2 separate regions of the Homo sapiens genome follow, and region 1 is linked to region 2. A link is a loop called in an ENCODE intact Hi-C map of the cell type or tissue named here. Cell type or tissue: OCI-LY7. All regions are shown on one strand. Each heading gives the region's core, and the rest is flanking DNA. Links, peaks and the distances in the headings are about the cores only.

What was found. Hi-C counts contacts between places; a loop is a spot of excess contacts. Peaks named below come from ENCODE experiments on the same cell type or tissue, not always from the same donor. Only the 100,000 strongest peaks of a DNase experiment are listed, where the experiment ranks them.
Region 1: a loop joins it to region 2, with 6 times the contacts of the local background. A loop is called at or near these places in 2 of 110 quality-filtered maps.

Annotation. Positions count from the first base shown.
Region 1 is chr11:129,879,391-129,884,390 of GRCh38, forward strand. NFRKB (nuclear factor related to kappaB binding protein) reads right to left here. Exons shown (of 27, transcript NM_001143835.2): 8 at 4,680-4,753; 9 at 3,732-3,816; 10 at 3,061-3,241; 11 at 2,696-2,804; 12 at 2,337-2,463; 13 at 2,053-2,118. Among named protein-coding and RNA genes, the nearest start is that of NFRKB, 14 kb to the right of the region's middle. RefSeq lists a silencer at 2,264-2,558. In OCI-LY7, for the core only: CTCF peaks have their summits at 2,371 and 2,572; a DNase peak (open chromatin) is centred at 2,411.
Region 2 is chr11:130,210,143-130,225,193 of GRCh38, forward strand. It overlaps ST14 (ST14 transmembrane serine protease matriptase), which reads left to right. Exons shown (of 19, transcript NM_021978.4): 19 at 1-220. Among named protein-coding and RNA genes, the nearest start is that of ST14, 58 kb to the left of the region's middle. In OCI-LY7, for the core only: CTCF peaks have their summits at 3,092 (motif pointing right) and 3,303; a DNase peak (open chromatin) is centred at 3,139; H3K27ac peaks cover 596 bases.

The DNA.
Region 1 (5,000 bases), core at 1-5,000, 330 kb before region 2:
ACTGCAGCCTGACAGATGGGGGGAGTGCTTGCAGTCAGCTACCATCATCACCTTCAGCTCACGGTGGCTTCGCCTCCACCGTTCCACTAGAGAATCACGCTCACTGAAAAATTCACAACTTCCTCCATGTTTGCAAATCTTTAGTCTTTATCTTACTGAATCTTTTAGGAACTATGGAGGCAAATGACCACTCCCCACTTCTCAGGCGATCCGGTCTCCTGGCTCCCAAGACTCAGGAAAACCCTGCTCCAGGCTTTCCCCATCTCTATAGTCAACCCCTGCCCCCGCACTCTCATGCTGTCACTCAGCCCCTCTGCCGTGAAGAGCCCTCCTCGGCCCTCTCTCCTCACTCTGTGCTTCCTCCTCAGGTAACAGCATCATCTGTGCCCTGCACCACACACATGCCAACACTCTCCCCCTTAAACTCTCTGGTCTGAATTCTAAACCCACACATCCTACTGTCTATTCAACAACTCCACTGAAATACCTCAAATGCAGCTCTAAAACTAAAGTCAGGCTGGGTGCAGTGGCTCACACCTGTAATCCAGCACTTTGGGAGGCCAAAGCAGGTGGATCACCTGGGCTCAGGAGTTCAAGACTAGCCTGGACAACATGGGGAAACCTTGTCTCTACTAAAGATACAAAAAACAGCCAGGCATGGTTGCGTACGCCTGTGGTCCCAGCTACTCAGGAGTAGGAGGAGGCAGGAGAATTGCTTGAGCCCGGGAGGCAGATGTTGCAGTGAGCCAAGATCGTGCCACTGTACTCCAGCCTGGGGACAGAGCAAGACTCTGTCTCAAAAAATAAATGAATAAATAAATAAATTTTAAAAACTAAACTCGGGATCTCCACCCTCCAAGTCCAGTCCTCCACAGCTGCTACCTGCACAAACAACACCTTCCTCCACCAGCTGCAAATCTAACAGGAGCCATGCCTCACACCATTCTCCTTCATTCCCCACAGCCAAGCCATAACCAAGCCCACCTAAGTCTTTCTCAAACGTATCCATCCTCTCTCCCTGTGTCTAAATTACCGTCAGCTCTCACAGCCCGTGGGTTGTGTGGCTGTTTTAGATCAAATCTTCCCCATGGAAAGGTTCTACCTCCTCCATCTCAAATGCTGCTGCCTCCCCTCTGCCTGTCTGGCTCAGTGCTATTCATCATACACCTCTGCTCAGATGCTGCTTCCTCAGGAAGGTCCTCCAAACTCTGCAAACTACATCAATTCCTATTATCATAAACCCCCATCCTCTCTGGTACTTTTCCTTCACAGAAAGGATCATTTTGTCATTAAATCTAAGTAAGTATTTCTTCCCCAAACAGACCTTAGGCCCTACGAGAGGAGCACACTGTCTCAGAAGCCATTGTGTCCCCCAGCACCTAACAGTGCCTGACACCCAGAAGCTGAATAAATGTAATAAATAACGAATGAATGAGTCTACCGTTTTCATAACCTGCTCTCCATACGCTTCTCCACAGACCACTCAGCACAGAGAAGTGCCTGTGAATTTCAAGAAGAAACCAACACTGGATTTCTCTCTTTTCACCATCACCAGGTAACAGCCTCCAAGTGACTTCAGATGCATGTTATGACAACTTACACACTAAGTGGGCTTTATAAACTTAAAAATAACAACCCTGTTCTTTAGAAACAACTTATTCGGGGCTGCTGCACACTCTCCTCAATAGCAAAGCCCATTTTTAGGAAAGAAAAAATTTATATTACAAATTAATCCAAAGTCATCTGTATGATTAATATAAATGTCGATGCTCTTGCAAAATACCCTTGCAGATTTAAATTTAGCCATCACCAGACTACATCATACAGAAAGGCTATTCCTTCCATCTCAGCTTTGGTCCAACCAGAGGAGTTAGTTAACCCACCTTGAGAGTACAAAAAGGGTGTTGAAGGACTCCTTCACAGAGCAAAATAAGGTCTGATATTGCTTTTTAAAACCAATCTGCAGGACTATATTGACTGGAAGGCAAATAAACTTAGGGGAAGAAATGGGAGAACGAAAACCTGTTGGGGTAGGTAATACGGATCACTTACCAAGCAACTTCCACTGCTGGGTTTTCTCTTTGAATTCAACAAATGGAGAGAAACTGGAAGGAACAGCTGCAAGAAATGGACCACATAAACAAACCATACAGGTGCGTCCCTGAGCTCCGAAACAGCTTTTGAGTGTTCCACAATGTATTAGAAAAGCAGGAACCTTCAAGGCATAGCATTATGCAAAGGCATGATGGATTACACGAGCAAAGCTGCAGTTTATTCTAATAATTAATTAGACAAAAGGGGGAAAAATACTGACCCTACAAAAAAGAGCATCTTACCTCGACTTTCTCCAGCAAGATACTGCAGGGCTGGTAGTACCAACTCAGCCCAGTTGGGGGCCGCAGAGAACCAGCTGTTGAGGGAGCTGGCTGGCGATGACTGCCAATCCAAAACTCGCTCCTCTAGCTGAGGGAAAGCAAAGGCAGAACCCAGTCAGACTTCTCTTCCACACCAGCAATTCCACACAAGTGCCACCACAACCTGCAGTATATGCATCCGGTGTTTGTCCGAATCACAAAGCAAGTTAACTACAGAGCGTTGAGAGGAACTCAGAGTTCCACTTCTCAAGCTATAGACCATTCAGGATTTGAACACTTTGAAAACTCTAATGTACCTCCAACTTTTCCAAAACGCTTACCATAGGAAGGCTAGCCTGACTCTCCAGCAGCAAGATCTCTAATAGAAGAGAGAAGAAGCTGGAAGATATTTCATTGATTCCAAGGCAAGGCTTGAGGTCTTCAAGGGGCCTAATGAGGGAAGAAAAATATAAGAACCAAAAAGACCAAGAACACATCCCTAGATTGATTCAGGCGCCCAAGCCTCCTAGCAGTCATAAAAGAGTTCAAGAAAGGAGCAAACAATATATTTTCCCAGCAGTATCCCTGGGACTTCAGGTCTACAAGTCCAACATACTTACAGCTACGACAAGCCCTAGGGGCCAGGGCACAGCCTATGGCTTACCCATTCACCCTGAGAATTACAGAATCTCTGTTGCTCACTTACTCTTCCTTGATAGCAGGAATTGCCAGCGGAGAGGGGGCCTGTGAGAGAGGTGCGACCCCTTCAGTACTGCTTAGCGGCTCGGCCAGGTCCTCTGCCTCTGATTTGATCGTTTTTATTTTCTTCTTCTTCTTTTCCTCTTTTTCCTTAACCTTTTTTTTAAGGACAGCCAAGTCATATAAGGCTAGAAAGGCAAAGTAACACCAGTCACAGAAATGTATCTCCTACACAGGGAAGTGAGGGGTCTTATCTGCATATTCTTTTCCCAAGGCCCACCAAAGACAGAAAAGTCTCAGTAATAAAACACTCAATGAAACCAAATTCATTGAGTGATTTATAGCTTTATTTTTTTTTGAGACAGGATCTCACTCTGTTGCCCAAGCTGGAGTGCAGTGGTGCGATCATAGCTCACTACAGCCTCAATCTCCCCGGTTCAAGCGATTCTCCCACCTCAGCCTCCCAAGTATACAGCTTAATTTTAATATTTATTAAAGAGCTGATGCTCTGTTGTACTGATTTTACATTCATTTCCCACCTGTTAGCCTGTAAGAGGTAATAATAAAGGTTACCAGCATGAGAGAGGCCATGGTTTCATTTATTTTTGCCATGTTATGGGCTCACGCAACTTAACACCATAGTCAGATGAAGGCTCCTAGAGGGGCCCAGTCATTTACCTGCCAGAGAGCCCTTCCTGCCAGCATTTACTCGAGTCATGATGTCATTGAGAGTCAGGTCCCCTGTCAAAAGGTCCGGGTGATCCTAGATGTGATATCCAGAATTTGGTCATGGAGGCCCAAAAAGGAGCAAAAACTGAGGTGACTTTGCCAATTTATGTAACAATTAGATGTTAGGTACACTTGGGGAAATCACATTGAGTCAAAAATATAGAGAGATAAAACTATTCATTTTTTCCCTATCATATCCCCATTTAATTAACTTGATACTGCTGCACAGAACCCAGTTCCAATCTTTCTACCGTACAGCATTTAATTATAAAGCTCTTCTGCATTCCTTGTCTCATGTGCTTTGCAAACAGTCTTGTTAAGTATTACTATGTTTTACAGAGTCTGGAAATGGGCTTTAGAGAAGTATCACAGTAACTAGAAAAGAGAGAGAACTCAGTACTGACTTCTGATGTGGGGTTCTTCCCATCTCACCTCCTAGTCTTAGAAGGACTGTCTTTTCTTCCCAAAAAGGTATCATCTTTTCTCCACTGAACTCTCTGGCTTGGTGCTAGCTACCTCAACTTGGTAGCATGGAATAATGGAAACAGTAAAAAGTGGGACAAACCCAGGGCCCAACTCCTGGCTCTGCTGCTTCCTGGCTATAGGACCAAGGACAAGCTCCCTAACCTCTTGAGCACTGCTGAGGTGGAGACGATTCCTATACTCGACAGTGTCACTGTAACGATTAAGGCAGACACTACATTCAGCAGGCCCTGCGAAGTCAAAGCCACCGTGCCTCACATCGTTGATGCTAGCTAGCCTCGCCAGCTGCTCCTGTGCCCACAGTGGTAGGGAGGACATACAGACGAGGCAGTGATGCCCCGTGTCTTCCTCAGGACAGCCAATCCTGAGACATCAGGCTGAAAACCACACGGCCGCACGCCCTTCCCATCTTACTGGCTGATGTTTCCGCTTCTCGTGGTGCTTCTTTAACATTATCTTCAGGTCACTGTCCCCCAGTTCTACTTTATCTGAGAAAACAAACCAAACCATATTCACTATCATGATTCTCCAATTTACATCTTTCTGGTCACTTTCAAAAGTAAGATATTTCTGAGTTTCCCTTCTGACACCTGTGAACTACAAGTACCAAAAATCTTTAAAGTCACAGGATCGACACTTCCACTTTTCCATACGTTGGTAATATATGACTTCTGTGACTCAGCTGGTCCTAAAACACACTTAAAGTTCTTAACCATCTTTGCTTCCTGTTCCAAA
Region 2 (15,051 bases), core at 272-5,271:
TAAGGAGCAGCGGGAACGGAGCTTCGGGGCCTCCTCAGTGAAGGTGGTGGGGCTGCCGGATCTGGGCTGTGGGGCCCTTGGGCCACGCTCTTGAGGAAGCCCAGGCTCGGAGGACCCTGGAAAACAGACGGGTCTGAGACTGAAATTGTTTTACCAGCTCCCAGGGTGGACTTCAGTGTGTGTATTTGTGTAAATGAGTAAAACATTTTATTTCTTTTTAGGTAAGTTTCTTTTCCTACTGGAGTTGCGCCCTCCTTCCTCCTTTTTCCTACTCGATTTGCAAGAAATTGGATGTACATTCCCCTCAGCACAGACCCTGGAGTCAGGCTGGGTGGGGCCCACAGTGCCGTTGCCTTCTCTAGGCCAGCAAGGGGCTGGTTTTGCTCTGACCTGTAGCTTCCAAGACCAGGGGCCTGGTGCCCTGGTAGGAGGGAAATGCGGGTTGGCGAGGTGGGGAGACGAATGTTGGGGGGTGCACTGGTGCCCAGGCCTGGGTCCAACCTAGGAGAGGGAGGAGCTTTGTCAGAGGAAGATGGGCGGAAGCGTGGCTTCGTGTTTGGTGGGGAGGTGGCCCTGTGAGCGCACACACTCACGGGGACAGATGTGAGTCTGGGCATGAAGACCTGGCTGTCTCTCTAGTGAAGGCTGAGCAGATGGGTCCCAAGGCCTTGGAGGAGGGGTGCTGCCTGGCTGAAGGGCACCCACACCTCCCGTGCCATCCCCCTTGATTTTTTCTTTTTTCTTTTTTTTTTTTTTTTGAGTCAGGGTCTTGCTCTGTCACCCAGGCTGGAATGCAGTGACATGATCACAGTTCATTGCAGCCTCAGTCTCCTGGGCTCAAGCTATCCTCCTGCCTCAGCCTCCTGAGCAGCTGGGACTAGAGGTGCCCACCACCACACCTGGCTAAGTTGTTTTTTTTTTTTTGTACAGACAGGGTCTCACTATGTTTCCCAGGCTGGTCTCGAACTCCTGGGCTCAAGTCATCTTCCCGTGTTGGGCTCGTGCTGAGCCACCACCCCCAGCCTCCCTAGATTTTTACTTAATAATTTAAAATATTTCCTCTCTTCTTGCTTGGTGGCCTGAAGGGACAATGTCAACAATCTGGGGAAGGCTTAGGGAGCTTTTGGGGGAACATTTGAGGGCTTCTTGTATGCTGATGCGCCACATGGGCTTGGGGCAGGGAAGAGGACCTGGGGAGAGAAATGACATGGCCAGTGTCAGGAGGGCAGAAGGTAGCCTTGGCTCACCGCTATGTCCCCAGCTCAGGCTTGTCTTAGAACATGCTGATATGTGTTTGTTCAATGAATGGTTTTTTGCCTGCCATGAGTTATGGAAACAAAAAGGAGGAAATATAGTCTGATTGGAGCAACACTGCAAGGCTTCTCGGGGGAGGTGGGGTTTGCAGAGCCTCTTTCATTTTAGCCTGAGTGTTTTACCTCTTTGAGGGAGGGAGTGTTGCCTAGAACCTGTGCGAGAATCTGTCGCATTTTCCTCCCTGGGGAGGGAAAGAACATCTGTTCTTACCAAGGCGTGGGAAGTAGAATGAGGATGATGCTGAAGGACTCCTGTGCGTGTTGTAAATGTCATTCCTTTTCTGCCCTGACATGGTCATTCCCACCTGATCGCATCGGACAGAAGTGCCCAGTGCAGGCGCTGAGGGAATGGTCTATGTTAAATGGAGAGGTTTCACGAGGCCTGTGTGTGGTCTGGTTCCTAAGTGTGCGTGAGCCTGGCAGCCGGGGCTTGGCCGGGGTGTAGACATGGTCATCCATGCAGTGGGATTCAGGGAGGCCAGCCCAGCCCGTGCCACTGCACCACCCTCAGCTCCATTGTGGCTTGACAGTGTTCTGGACTGCTCACTCCCCCCGGTCAGATTCCCACCCGGGGAGCAGGTGAAAACACAGATGGCTAGCCTTCAGGGTCATCCCACCCTTTCCGGGACTCTCTGCGGGAGGTCTGAGTGGGACAAGGCGTGTCGTCTGTGGCAGTGTTTCTCTCGGGAGGTCCCTGGGCAGGAATATCGAGATCTCCTGGGACTCATAGGTGCAGAGTCTCATGCTTCATCCAGACCTCCTGAACAGAAACTGGTGGGCCCGCTGGGTGGGGCCAGTGGCCTGTGCTCTAAGAAGCGTTCCTGTGAGGTTGGAGAGCACCGTTTTAGCAGTGGGTCATGCCATTCCAAGTGCCACGGAGCAGCAGCATCACCAGGTGCTCCATCAGATGCCCAGAGCCGCAGTTTGCAGGACATCCTTGGTCCTTGGGGGATCCTGGAAGCCTGCCTGAATGTCGAGAAGCATTTGAGCCCTGGAAAATCAATCATGTGTCAGTGCCTTTAAAAAGATTATGGGGCCAAATCCTGTGTTACTTCTGGCTGGAGTTCAGAAGATCAGGCTGAGACTCCCTAACTCGCCAGAGGCCAGACACATCACGCAGGCCCCGCGCCGATAGCTCTCACGAAGGCAGAAGTCTCTGGTCCAAGAGCCTGAGCTGACAGGGTGGGAATACCAGCAGGCTAGAGCCATTCCTCCTTGCTGAGGATGGCAGTCCAGACCTGCAGCAGCTGGGAGAGGCCAGAGGCCTGCGTAGGTCTGTGCTGACCAGCCTTTCCTTCACCCAGGTGAAGGCCACAGCAGAGGTCTGAAGGGTTAGAGGAGGAGGTGGGAGGGCCAGGCTGAGGGCCCCACGTGCACAGGTGCCCTGCACAGCAAGCTGGCCTCACAGGGGAAGAGTGCAGGGCTGCTGCTGCGCTCCCACAAGCTCAGTGCAGCCCCGCAGAGGCTTTCCCCTACTGACTAGCTGCTTTCGTTGCTGAGATCTCAAGATGATCCAACTCTCTGATCCCCCTAAACTACCTTGTATCGCCATTGTTTTAGCTAGGAATCATAACCATGTAAATTTAATGAAAATTTAACCCGACTCCTGCTTATTGCAGCCATGGCGAGTCCTACTCAGACCTAGAGTCTGCAGGAATCACAGTGAAATTTGGATTAGGAAGGACTTTATGGAAAAGGAAATGTTTAAAATCCTGGGCCCAGTTTGGAGGTCTCCAGAGACCTAGCGCTACGGACCCCAGGGGCTGAGAAGCTGTTGTTCAGGTCGACGGCCACACGGTGGCGATGTTGCGCCGTTCCAGGGCGTGGGCGCTCACGGGTGGGGCGGGGTGTCCGGGGCCGTCTGTTGTTGGCGGCTGCCTTCTGCTGCTTCCCAGTCACCTTTCAGGTAGTGAAATCGGTGCCTGGCTCAGGGTGAGCATGGAAGAGGCCCCCAGCCTGAAGCCTTTCCTGGCCAGCCCTTCAGCCCCTTTAGTGCCCCCACCTCCAGTCTGTAGCCAGGACCTGCTGGCTCTCTGGCATTGGGGCCTGGAGGACACATTCTCAGGGCAGGCTCTAAAGATGGCTTTTGAGATTGAGGACAGAGTGGTGACCTGTGGATGGCCACCAAGGTGGTGCCATCTCTAAGTGGAACTTTATCCCATGAGACACAACCGGCCCCAGAGACAACTGTGCAGGGCCATTTACCACACGTGGGCATGTCTGTCCATACACATGTACACAGGTATTCTGGGGGCAGAGGGGTGTGTACGTGCGTGCGTGTGCTTGCGTGTGTGTGCGCGTGTGTGTGTGTGTTGGGGATTGTGCAGTCCTGGAATAGACGGATTAGAATGTGCCACAAGAACATGACCTGGCTGCTACACCAGACGCCGTCTCCCTCCCCAGGAGCACCTGAGGGGCCTACAGACCCAAAGTTAGGTGCCTGTGACCAAACATTGCTTTTCACTTTTCATCAGTTTTGCAGGTTTGAGGCGTGTGTGTGTATGTGTGTGCATGTATGTGTGTATGTGTGTGCATGTATGTGTGTATGTGGGTGTAGGCGCGTGTGTGCACGTGTGCGTGCATGCATGTATGTGCGTGCATGTGTGTATGTGTGGTGTGTGTGTGCACATGCGTGCATGTGTTGCCCACCTGCAACTGCACGTTAGGGGTGTGTGTGTGCATAGTGTATGTGCGTGTGTGTGTGGTGTGTGTGCGTGCATGTGTGTATTTGTGTGTGTTGCTCACCTGCAATCACAGGTGAGGAAAATTGGATCTTCAGCCAGTGATTCTCAGATACTTGAATTTCTTGGAGCAGTGAGCTGAAAGGAGAAACACGGTCCAGCACATCCAGCGCTTATGAAGATCGCCTCCCGAGTGCTCTAAGGGCTTTCTGAGTCGTATTTCATTTCAACCTCACACAGCCCCATGGTCTTTCCCACTTTATAGATAGAACACCAAGGCACCAAAAATCTGAATAACCTGCCCAAAGGCCCCACACTCAGGAAATATGGTATTGAATGTCAGTGATTTGGCTCCAGAGCCAGCACTGTGCTCTATCATATCCATCTATATCACGCATATATACATCTATCTATCACATACATATCAGCACTGTGCTCTATCATACACATCCACACCGTGTACTATATATCAGTAGCATACTGTCACCAGCATTTCATAAAGAAAGGAGATCTTAACATGCTAACTGCAGGTAGGTCATACTGTTGGTATAAAAGACAGTCTTGTATTGCCAGGCACGGTGGCTCATGCCTGTAATACCAGCACTCTGCGAGGCCGAGGCAGGTGGATTGTTTGAGTCTAGAAGTTCGAGACCAGACCTGGGCAACATAGACATTTTTACCTGTCCGGTAAAAATGCAAAAAATTAGCCAGGCATGGTGGCGGGCTCCTGTAATCCCAGCCACTTGGGAGACTGAGGTGGGAGAATCACCTGAACCCAGGAGGTTGAGGCTGCAGGGAGCTGAGATTGCGCCACTCCTGCACTCCAGCCTGGGCAAACAGTGAGACCCTGTCTCAAAAAAGGAAAAAAAAGTATTTTAAATGCTTTAATTTTTGTGCAAACACTTGAAACTGTCTCAGCAGCAAATATGTGTGGATCAGCATTTGGGAATTGTCCTCCAATGAGTCCTCTTTCTTTTGGGAATCCTGACAAACCTTCCAGAGACCTTCAGGTTGTGAGATGTTCCTGCCAGAAGACCCATTTTCCAGGCTAGGGGTTTGCTCTAGGCTGGTCATGCACTTGTCTTCCATCTGCATTGCCACCCTCGATGGCATTGCTTCTTGGGTTCCTGGAGTCCACTCAGCCAGACGGAAGGTGATTTTCATTAGCCACGATGCCACCTCAATTTGCTCAGTGAGGATGGTTGATGGGGACAGGGAAGGGAGTAGAGTGTTGGTTGAAGGAGGTGAGGACAACAGCTATCTCAGGCCAGGCCACCGGGCCATTCCTCAGGGTGACAATCAGGAACGGAACTTGGAAAGGCCCCAAACACCACTAAGAATGATGAGACCAAACCCCAAAGAAGGAATGGGAGTATTTCTCCCCTGGTTTCATATCTTGGGACTGCCTAGAAGATGGTTCAAGCTGCTGTCCCATGAGATGACCAGCACAGCGTTGACAATGGGGGAAGACATCAGGGTGGGCATCCATTAGGGGTGTAGGGGGCACAGGTGCAACCCACAGCCAGGAGGTGCCTGCAGAGGGGCTAGCCTGGCTCTACGCCAGGGCTTGGCTGGCCACCAAGGAGAAGCCTGTGTATAGACACCTTCCCATGCAGGCTGTTCCCTGCCCTGCAAGCTGATGCGTATATGACACGAATTGCTTCTGTGACCTGATATGCCTACAGCGAGGACACTATATTTTGATAAAGAGATCCTCTTAGGATTTCAGCGGGCTTGACTATCCTTTTCCTATTTCTCTCCTTTTCTCCTCCAGAGGAATGTCTCCTCCCAAGTTCCACTGTCCTGTGCCTGCAACTCGGAGACCATGTGTTCATTCTACCCTTTCCACTCACTCCCATCGTTTCCTAAAAAGCCACTGTCCAGAGCTGCTTGCGGGTATGGGTGGGACTCAGCTCCATTGTCTGTTTATTCCATAGTCTCAGCACCTTCCAGCGGGAGGGATGTGTGTGTTTTCCTAGGATGGAAACTTAGCTCTCCCTTGCCCTTGGCTTGGCTGCAGGCTCCCTCCCCGACGCGCTGCTTTCACCTTGGAGGTTATCACTGTTCCCCTGCCCACACCCCTGGATCAAGAATAACCCAGCCTCTGCGCCAGACCCTCTGGAACTTCATATGGTCTCGTTTAACTCAATAGGGAAAGAGCTCAACAGGGAAATTCTACCACCCTCAGCCTGTGTGCTTTTTCCACAGAGCTCTGAGGTTGCAGTGTGAGGGAGGGGGTCGAGGGACCAGGCCCACCCAGGAAGGGTGGAGAAGATCTCAGTCTTCATGCAGAAGGACATTCGGAGGACAGCTCCCAGAATACACTGGGTATCTGACACCTCTTTGCAGCTCATAATCCAATTCCCATCCAAATCCCAATGAAGACAAATAGGACAGAAGAAATGTATAGGCATAAACTAGGAAAAAAATGAAATCTGTTTGACACATGTGACTCTGTTGCAAAAGAATGGGTAACAAGCTTACTTGAATGAGCCAAGGGAAAGGATGAGAGAAGCAGCCGCTCATTAATTCAACAAATCAGGCATCTGTGACTGCGGAAAGGGCACCCGGTGTAGGCTGGGGGCATCGGGCCCCCAGATGAGGCAGACACTTGGGAAACAAGGTCCTGGGCACGTCTGGGCGGGCAGACAGGTCACATTCCTGGCAGGGTCAGGTCACGGGGTCTGGCCGACCAGCCTGAGCCGAGCACAGGAAAGGTGCCTCTCTGGGGCCTTCTGGGGTGTGTGCGGGGACCTTTATGACCCTCCAAGGCTCAGTGGAGTTGCTGTTTCCCAGGAAAGCAGCTGCCTGAGGGACATCCTTTCAGAACTGGAACCTCACGGTTGGAAAGAACCTGAAATTCAAGGTGACCTACGCCAGATGCCCACGAGGCATTTTAATCCGTCCTAATGTGGGAGCACGGACAGGCCCGTCCAGCCTGGGACCCCACTGTGCTTCCACCCCGTCTTTGTGCCCCTGACCTTGCCAAGTGGGATGCCAAGCGGCCTCTTCCTGTCCCCTGCGCTGGATGTGAGAGCTGGAGAGGCCCTGGAAGAGTGACTGCTCCAATCTGTATGTCAAAGAAGTGTCAGGGACTCTGGCGGCGTGGATGCATCCTCTCACTTCACCTCTCACTTCAGCGTCATCACAGTCCTCGGGAGTGGGTTCTGTCATTCCCAGTTATAGGAGAGGACGCTGTGGCCGTGCAGATAGAGAGCCTGCTGCTCACGGTTCCTCAGTAGGGGAAGAGAAGGGTGCACCTGGGCCACTGGGTCCACCCGCACAGCCTCCTGCAGCCAATGCATGCTCCACCTGGGGCTTTAGGTGCTGGAGCCAGGACCTCTCTCGCCAGGTCATAAACTCACTGGCTTAGGCACACGTGGAAAAGGCCAAAACAGACTTTCGCTGGCAGGACTCCAACCCGGCTCCATTAGCATTTCAAAATCTTCCCCATGTCCTTTCTTTCCTTGGCCACCCCCAGCAGCCCCTGGGCATTTCCCTCTCTAAGGGGCCAAACCATCTGCTTCGTCTTACTCCTCTGCCTGGGGCAGTGTGGACTGGAGGGAGAATATGTTTCCTTGAGGTCTTGGCCGTGGGCACTAGAACAACATGTTCTGTCCTCTGATTCAGGAGGATCAGCCTGTGACCCTCGTCTTCCTCCCTGAGCAGTTCAGTTCTGCTGAAGGCTGCTTGGCCTTGCGGGAAGCTTAAGCAAAGGGAACAGAGGCCAGGGGTGATGGGGCGGGCCTCGGACTGGAGCCTAGAGGGGAAGGGCTGGAGAGAGATTCTGCAGGGCCGGCCCCTGTGCCCAGATTTTCCAGTCCCAAAGAAGACCCACAAACTGGACCTGTGTGGGGGGCACAGAAATATTCCTGCATCATCAGTAACAAGGATTTTCACTGGGACCTGGGGACATGTAGCAAGACCCAAGCTGAAAATATAATTCCATTTTGTTCTAATTCAAAGGCTTCTGAAAAACGAATGAGTGGTTCACAGCTTGAACTATTTTGTTGGGTATTTATTTTAAACAAAAGACATTTAATTTTTTTTTTTTCTTTTCTGAGATGGAGTCTTGCTCTGTTGCCCAGGCTGGAGTGCAATGGCGTGATCTTGACTCAATGCAACCTCTGCCTCCCCAGTTCAAGTGATTCTCTCACCTCAGCCTCTCGAGTAGCTGGGATCACAGGTGCCTGCTACCATGCCTGGCTAATTTTTGTATTTTTATGAGAGATAGGGTTTCGCCATGTTGGCCAGGCTGGTCTCAAACTCCTGACCTCAGGTGATCCACCCGCCTTGGCCTCCCAAAGTGCTGAGATTACAGGCGTGAGCCACCACGCCCAGCCTGGTTTAGTTTTTAAAATAATGTTTTGTAAGTTTGGGTTCAGTAAAGATGATTTGGGCCTGGTTCAGTGTCCGCCCTGGGACTCACTGCAGTGAGGGCAGCAGGGAACGCACAGTGTGTTTCAGCGGGGCCAGCTGGGCAGCAGGGCAGGATGGATGTGTGGTTCAGAAGGCAGCTTTGGGCAGCCCACCTCTCTCCACAAGCCCCTGCCCACACGGTTTATGGTGCGTCTTGGTGAAGCATAGACGTCGAACACCTGTGTTTCCATGAGTAGAAACATCAGGCCTGGAGGCCTCAGATTTGGACACCGCTGTGAAGGTGGCGTTCCAGGGGCTGGCCGGGCTACCTTCCTGTGCCCTGACCCTCACCCCGGGTGTTTTGGGCATACAGTGGGGAACTCACTGTGTCTTGGAGAGGCTGGCAGACACCTAAAGTCCCACAAGCGTTTCCTGAACACTTGACCAAAACGGTCCATCTCTGCACACATGGAGCAGGCCTCACTTCTGTGACCTTGGAGAGTGGTAAGGGCTGGAGCCACACAGGAGTCCCTGGCACATTCCCGGGTTGGAGCAGGTTTATGGGAGGCCAAGGGAATTTGGGAACATGGTCACTACTATGGGGAACCAAGTCCTCTCTTTGCTGTCTTCTCAGGGGTATAGAGATGCTCCTCAGATCACCTCTGCCAGAGCTTGGATTTCTTATTTAATGTACCTGGAAGCCTTCACATCTATAAAGCTTTTCTTCTCCAAGGTTAAATAATGCTGCTAACCTGCTATGTTCATATTAAGGCCTAGGGAAGTGGATGAAGACTTGGGGTGGGGCTTGCTAAGGTCCTGCAGAGCTGGCACGCACCACTTTCGGTACGGGGGCACCAAGGAGCACCCCGAGCCGTGAAGGGCTGGACTTCTCTGTGAACAGTTCATAATTGGCGTTCCTTCATTTCCGAAAATGCCCAAGGGAGGGAGGAAGTATATTGAGGCTCATATCGTACTTGGGGTGTTTAACTGTAACCTGATTACCAGACTTGCATTCCTGTGGACCCATTTCCAGTAGCTTCACTTTTTTTTTTTTTTTTTTTTTTTTTTTGAGACAGAGTCTCTCTCTGTCACCCAGGCTGGAGTGCAGTGGCGCGATCTTGGCTCACTACAAGCTCCGCCTCCCGGGTTCACGCCATTCTCCTGCCTCAGCCTCCCGAGTAGCTGGGACTACAGGCGCCCGCCACCACGCCCGGCTGATTTTTTGTACTTTTAGTAGAGACGGGGTTTCACCGTGTTAGCCAGGATGGTCTCGATCTCCTGACCTCGTGATCCACCCGCCTTGGCCTCCCAAAGTGCTGGGATTACAGGCGTGAGCCACTGCACCCGGCCAGTAGCTTCACCCTTCTGTCTCCCCATGTGTTCATCTAGAGGGTACTCACTGGCGTCTGTTTGCCAGGCCTTGTTCTAGGAACCAGGAGTACCGCTGGGATCCTCCGAATAACGCCTGGAGGGCAGCGAGGTGCAGGGAGGGGAAGGGACGCGCATGGCAAGCTCCTGCCTCGCATCCCCACGCACCGAGAGCCCTCCTGCCTGCACGTCTACCACAGGCGGAAGGAGGGAACCTTCCAGAGGCAGAGGGTACGGGCTGAGTGGTTTGTAAACATTTCATCAGCACTCAGCCACTGAAGGATGAGTTTTTGGCTCTGGAAAGGTAAGCGTGTTTCTTACCACATGTTCCTGTCACTCTGGATCCACATGACCTGGAACCTGCCATGGCCACCCAGATGCTTTTCATCCTTCTTAAGATGCGTGAGCCTCCTCTGTTTTGGACACTGGCTATTCTTGTAACGGCACCGTGGACAACTTCTGGGAAGCATGCACCGAACCTTAGTGTCTCTGAGCACAGGTTACAGAGCTGCTCACTCCCCGCACCTACAGGTGGCCTCTTGGGATGCCGTGTGGGGAGAACCAGGGACGAGGCCCACACTCCGAGGTTCTGGAGCTTGGGCGCTGCATGCTGTGTGGGTGGCAGCTGGTTCCCCTGGAGACTGAGGGCTGCTGGGCAGAGCCGAGCTGCTTGGTGGTTTCCCTGCTCTTGGCTCTGCTCATCCCTCTGCCCCACTCCCTACCTACGCTTTCCTCTGGAAGAGGAACTGGAAAGTGCGCTGATGCACACGAGAGGTGGGGCAAACCGATGACTGTGCCTGGAACGGTCCAGGTGGAGAGACAATCAGCAAATTGGGGCAATTCCTTCCACACCTGATGCCTGTTAACAGAGGCCAGTCAGGGGCTGGCTGCCACGGCAGGCTCCACGGGGAGCACGGCGATTTGTGTGTGTGGAAGGGCTCTTGTTGTCATGTACCTCATGGGTGGAGGCACAGGGCCCTACTGTCCAATCCCACCAGGGTCTGGGAGAAGGCATGTGGGTGGGCATGACTGGTGGTTACAGAGCATTCCGATGACATGGGGAGGACTAGGGGTCCAAAGGTTCTCTCTTACTCAACTGGGGAGGCCTCTCCTTCAGTTTTCCCTACTCTCCATTGAGATAAGTTGTACACGTCTGTGTGTCTGTGTAGATACATGTGCATGTATTGGCGTACTTACAAAGCACAACGTAAAGTTAGAACTAACTCTTCCTCCAAAGCTAGTCTGTGCCAGTGTTTCTCTTGAGACCACAAGGAAATCCCTGCCGTGTGTGACAGCCTGTATCTATGTAGGGGACTGGAATGCTCATAGGCAAGTGGCGGGGGCGGGGTTCGTACTGGCACATATCGGGTACTATCGGATGAATCAATGCAAATGCACAATGCCCCTGTTTAAATCTCATCCCCTTCCCAGGCCTTCTCCAGGGCAGTTAAACGTTCTTATGAAAGCCATTTCATATCTACTGAATGAACACATGGCACATGCCCGTGAAGCACATCTGCACGCATAGGCATTCTGCGTCCTACACGCAGGAGTAGCTGTGTAGTCAGCCAGACTCTCTGTGGGAAAGACGTGTCTCGGGATCTGACAGGTACAGGTCTTTTAAATGGCATTTTAAATTCCCACAGATGCCAACAATTTGGATATGGAGAATGAGCTCTTTTAAAAATTAAAATCTATAAGTGCCGCAAGCACCTGCCTCTAGCTCACAGCCACAGGGTCCTTGGCTTGTGTTGGGGAAACAAGCTTCGACTTTGTCCAGGAAAAGCCATCTTTTTTTGAGCCAGAGTTTTGCTCTTGTTGCCCAGGCTGGAGTGCAGTGGCGCAATCTCGGATCACTGGAACCTCCGCCTCCTGGGTTCATGCGATTCTCCTGCCTCAGCCTCCCCAGTAGGTGGGATTACAGGCGCCCGCCACCACGCCCGGCTATTTTTTTGTACTTTTAGTAAAGTTGGGGTTTTACCACGTTGGCCAGGCTGGTCTCAAAGTCCTGACCTCAGGTGATCCACCCACCTCAGCCTCCCAAAGTGCTGGGATTAGCGACGCGGGGAATCTCTCCTTTAGCCTAATTCTGAAGCCCAACTCTTGAACTTGGCCTAATTCTTGCTCCATTTTCTCTCAGACAGTTCCCTCTCAAAGAAACCAACAACAGAAAAGGGAGGTTGCCTAAGCGTTTAAGGCCACACACTTGGTGTTGCTACAGCTTAGAATGCAGCAGCTATTCTCTACGGTGCACAGAGGACACCTGGACTGAAGATCAGGTCCGCCTCTCCCCACTCTCCCCACCTACCACGTCTCCGTCAGCCCCGATGTCACGAACACACATCCCTTCCTCTCCAGCCCTACTCCCATCCCCTTCTTCTGGGTTCTTACCCGAAGTTCTGTTGTAACTCAGGGGTCTCAGTTAAGTCCGTATGCATCCCTTTAATCTGCTTTTAATATTTCTAGAGAGGGCTCTGATGTTTCTGTGCTCGAAAATGTGAGACGATTCTCGATTTCCTACCAAATATAGCTGCAGTTCTTCAGGCCTTCTCTGACCTGGTGCTAGTCTAGTTTACAAGGTTTTCTTCCACTCTTTCCCTTCAGGGATCCTGCAAGGCTCAGCAAGCTACACTCCTTCTGTTCCCTCAACCTCTGAGGCTGCGTATTGCTTCCCGGAGTCATCTCCTTCTCCGTCACTTGTCTGTACAAATCCTACATCTCTTCCCAAGGAAGACCCAGCTCAAGTGGTGCCTCTGCCATGCTACCTTCCCTCACCCCTCCAGCCAGGTCTCCCACTTCTTCAAATTTCCAAAGTATACTTTTTGGTGTTTCTCTCAGGGCAATCAGTTATTTCTATCAGTTGTATTTCTGTAATTCTTCTTTACTTCTGCTTACTTCCATAAGTTCCTTAAGGGCAGAGACTTCATTCATTCAAACAACCTTGGGCCTGGGGACCCCCTGGTACAAGAAACAGATACGGTCACTGTCCTAGTGGAACTTGATGTAATGGGGTTTAGTCCAGCTGTTTAGTCAGTTACATTAGTAATAGAAGCGCAGGATGTTATGTGAACATAATACAAAGTCTCAACCTAGCAGGAAAGGCTCTGGGAGAGCTTCCTTAAGAAGGGATACTTAATATGAACTTAATGGATGAGGAAACCAGGTGAAGGGGAGAAAAACGGCAGATGCCAGTGTCCTAAAGAACAGTTCGGGGAAAGTCTAGCCAGGCTGATAGCAGTTGTTCTGAGGATTAAAGTTAGTATTAATTCATAACTCCTACAGCCTATTTCAGACCCTCATTTAAAAACGAGTGAGACTCTGAGACATTTGCTGAAGTGAGAGTTGAGGCTAATCATCAGGCAGTCTGATGAAAATAATTCTAGGTATTCTGTCCTAAAGTTCCCGGGTAAGTACCTGTAAGCACTGTCGTACATGGAGCTTATGACCACTTCTTGGCAACATTTAATCATTCCTTTGACAGTTTTTGAGTTCTCTGTACCAGGTACTACAGAGGACACACAAATAGAAGGCATATTCCCTGATCTCAAGAATGTAGTCAGGTGAGGGAGACACGCGAGCGTGATGCCAGTCTTGTAATCAACAGATGAGGCTTCTGAAGTGGTCACAACATACGAGGCATGGTTCTAAGCATTTTACATGTAACTCACTCGATTCTCACAACTCCTCTGAGGTAGATTTTGCAAGGCTGTGTGGCTGAGAAGTGGTTTGGTAAAGGCAAACAAAATCTACTGTGGGAATCTACAGGAGTGAGTCAACCTCAAACCGAGGCAGGTAGAAGGGGAGTGTGAGGGCTGAGGGGCGGGTTCCGGGGGAGTGGGGGGCAGGAGGCTTTCGGCAGGGCAGTGGCCTGATTAGAAAGATGACTGCAGTAGCAATGCCAAGGATGGACTGGAAGGAAGCCCAGCTGAAGGGAGGGAATGGCAGCAAGGAGGCTGGTGCTGTTATTAGGCCAGAAACAACACAGGCTCGGATGAAGCTAGTAGCAGCAGGGATGAATAATGGAAAATGTTATCAACAGGGCTGTGAAGGATAACCCTGTGGAGGTATTAAATAGATGACAGCACATGAGAAAAAATCGACCAGTGCACATCTTTAGAAAATGGTCACGAGCACTTCCTTTCACACCGTAAGAAAAAGTTACAATGGCTCTCCTTTAAGGTAATTTAGACACAGCCACCTAGAGAATTCACATTTCCCTCCAGCATTACCCTCCCTCAAAGGTTTCACAAAGTGCCAATGCACAAAAGAACCCCAATTCCTGTTCTTCCAGGAACTGTGTTTGGGAGAGAGCCGAGTCCACAGAGACTCCACCAAGTCAATACCTCTTGAGACTCCAGCCCTGTTCACGGCCTGATTTCTCAGTGGATCTTTCTCCCTGTAATGGGCAGGAAGGGCACCGTTTACGTGGATCACACATCTGTTAGTACTTTTCCTGTTTATCTTACTGGGTTTCTCAAGATCAAATAGCTAAAAAGTGCTAGCAGTTTATAAACCGTAAAACAAAATGAAAAGGATTGTTAGGCTAGGCACGGTGGCTCACGCCTGTAGTCCCAGCACTTTGGGAGGCCGAGGTGGGTGGATCACGAGGTCAGGAGATGGAGACTCTCCTGGCTAACATAGTGAAACACCATCTCTACTAAAAATACAAAAAATTAGCCGGGTGTGGTGGCGGGCGCCTGTAGTCCCAGCTACTTGGGAGGCTGAGGCAGGAGAATCGCTTGAACCCAGGAGGCGGACGTTGCAGTGAGCTGAGATCGCACCACTGCACTCCAGGCTGGGCAACAGTGAGACTCCACCTCAAAAAAAAAAGAACAGAAAAGGACTGTTTACTAATTTTGTAAATCATCTGCACTCAACAAAGAATTCTGTTCCTGGATGAAAGTTAGGTACACAGTTCCTACTATATGTACTGTTGTTGAACTGTCAGCATTTCTGTCTGAGCCCCAATTTAAAACGGGCTACAGAACATTTATTTGGTGTAATATTTTCTTGTTATGTCCTAAGGCAACTTTGTCAACAGAGGGTCTCTAGATGTCAAGAATCATCAAAGGCCAGGTCATTTGAGCTGGCCCTTTACTAGGGGTGTGTGTGGGGTACTGAGCCTAACTTTCAGGATCTCTGGTAAATGAGACACTCACTAAATGACTTCCAGCCAAAGGCAGCCAGAAATGTTAGTCATGGGAAAAATTAGGCAGGTGTGGAAGAAAGGGCATGGGATGAAGTGAGGAAGCCTTGCAAAACGATGCTAAAGCTAGCTCCACTTTCTCATCTACAAAACAGATAGGTGTAAAAATTTTAATTTTGCAGAA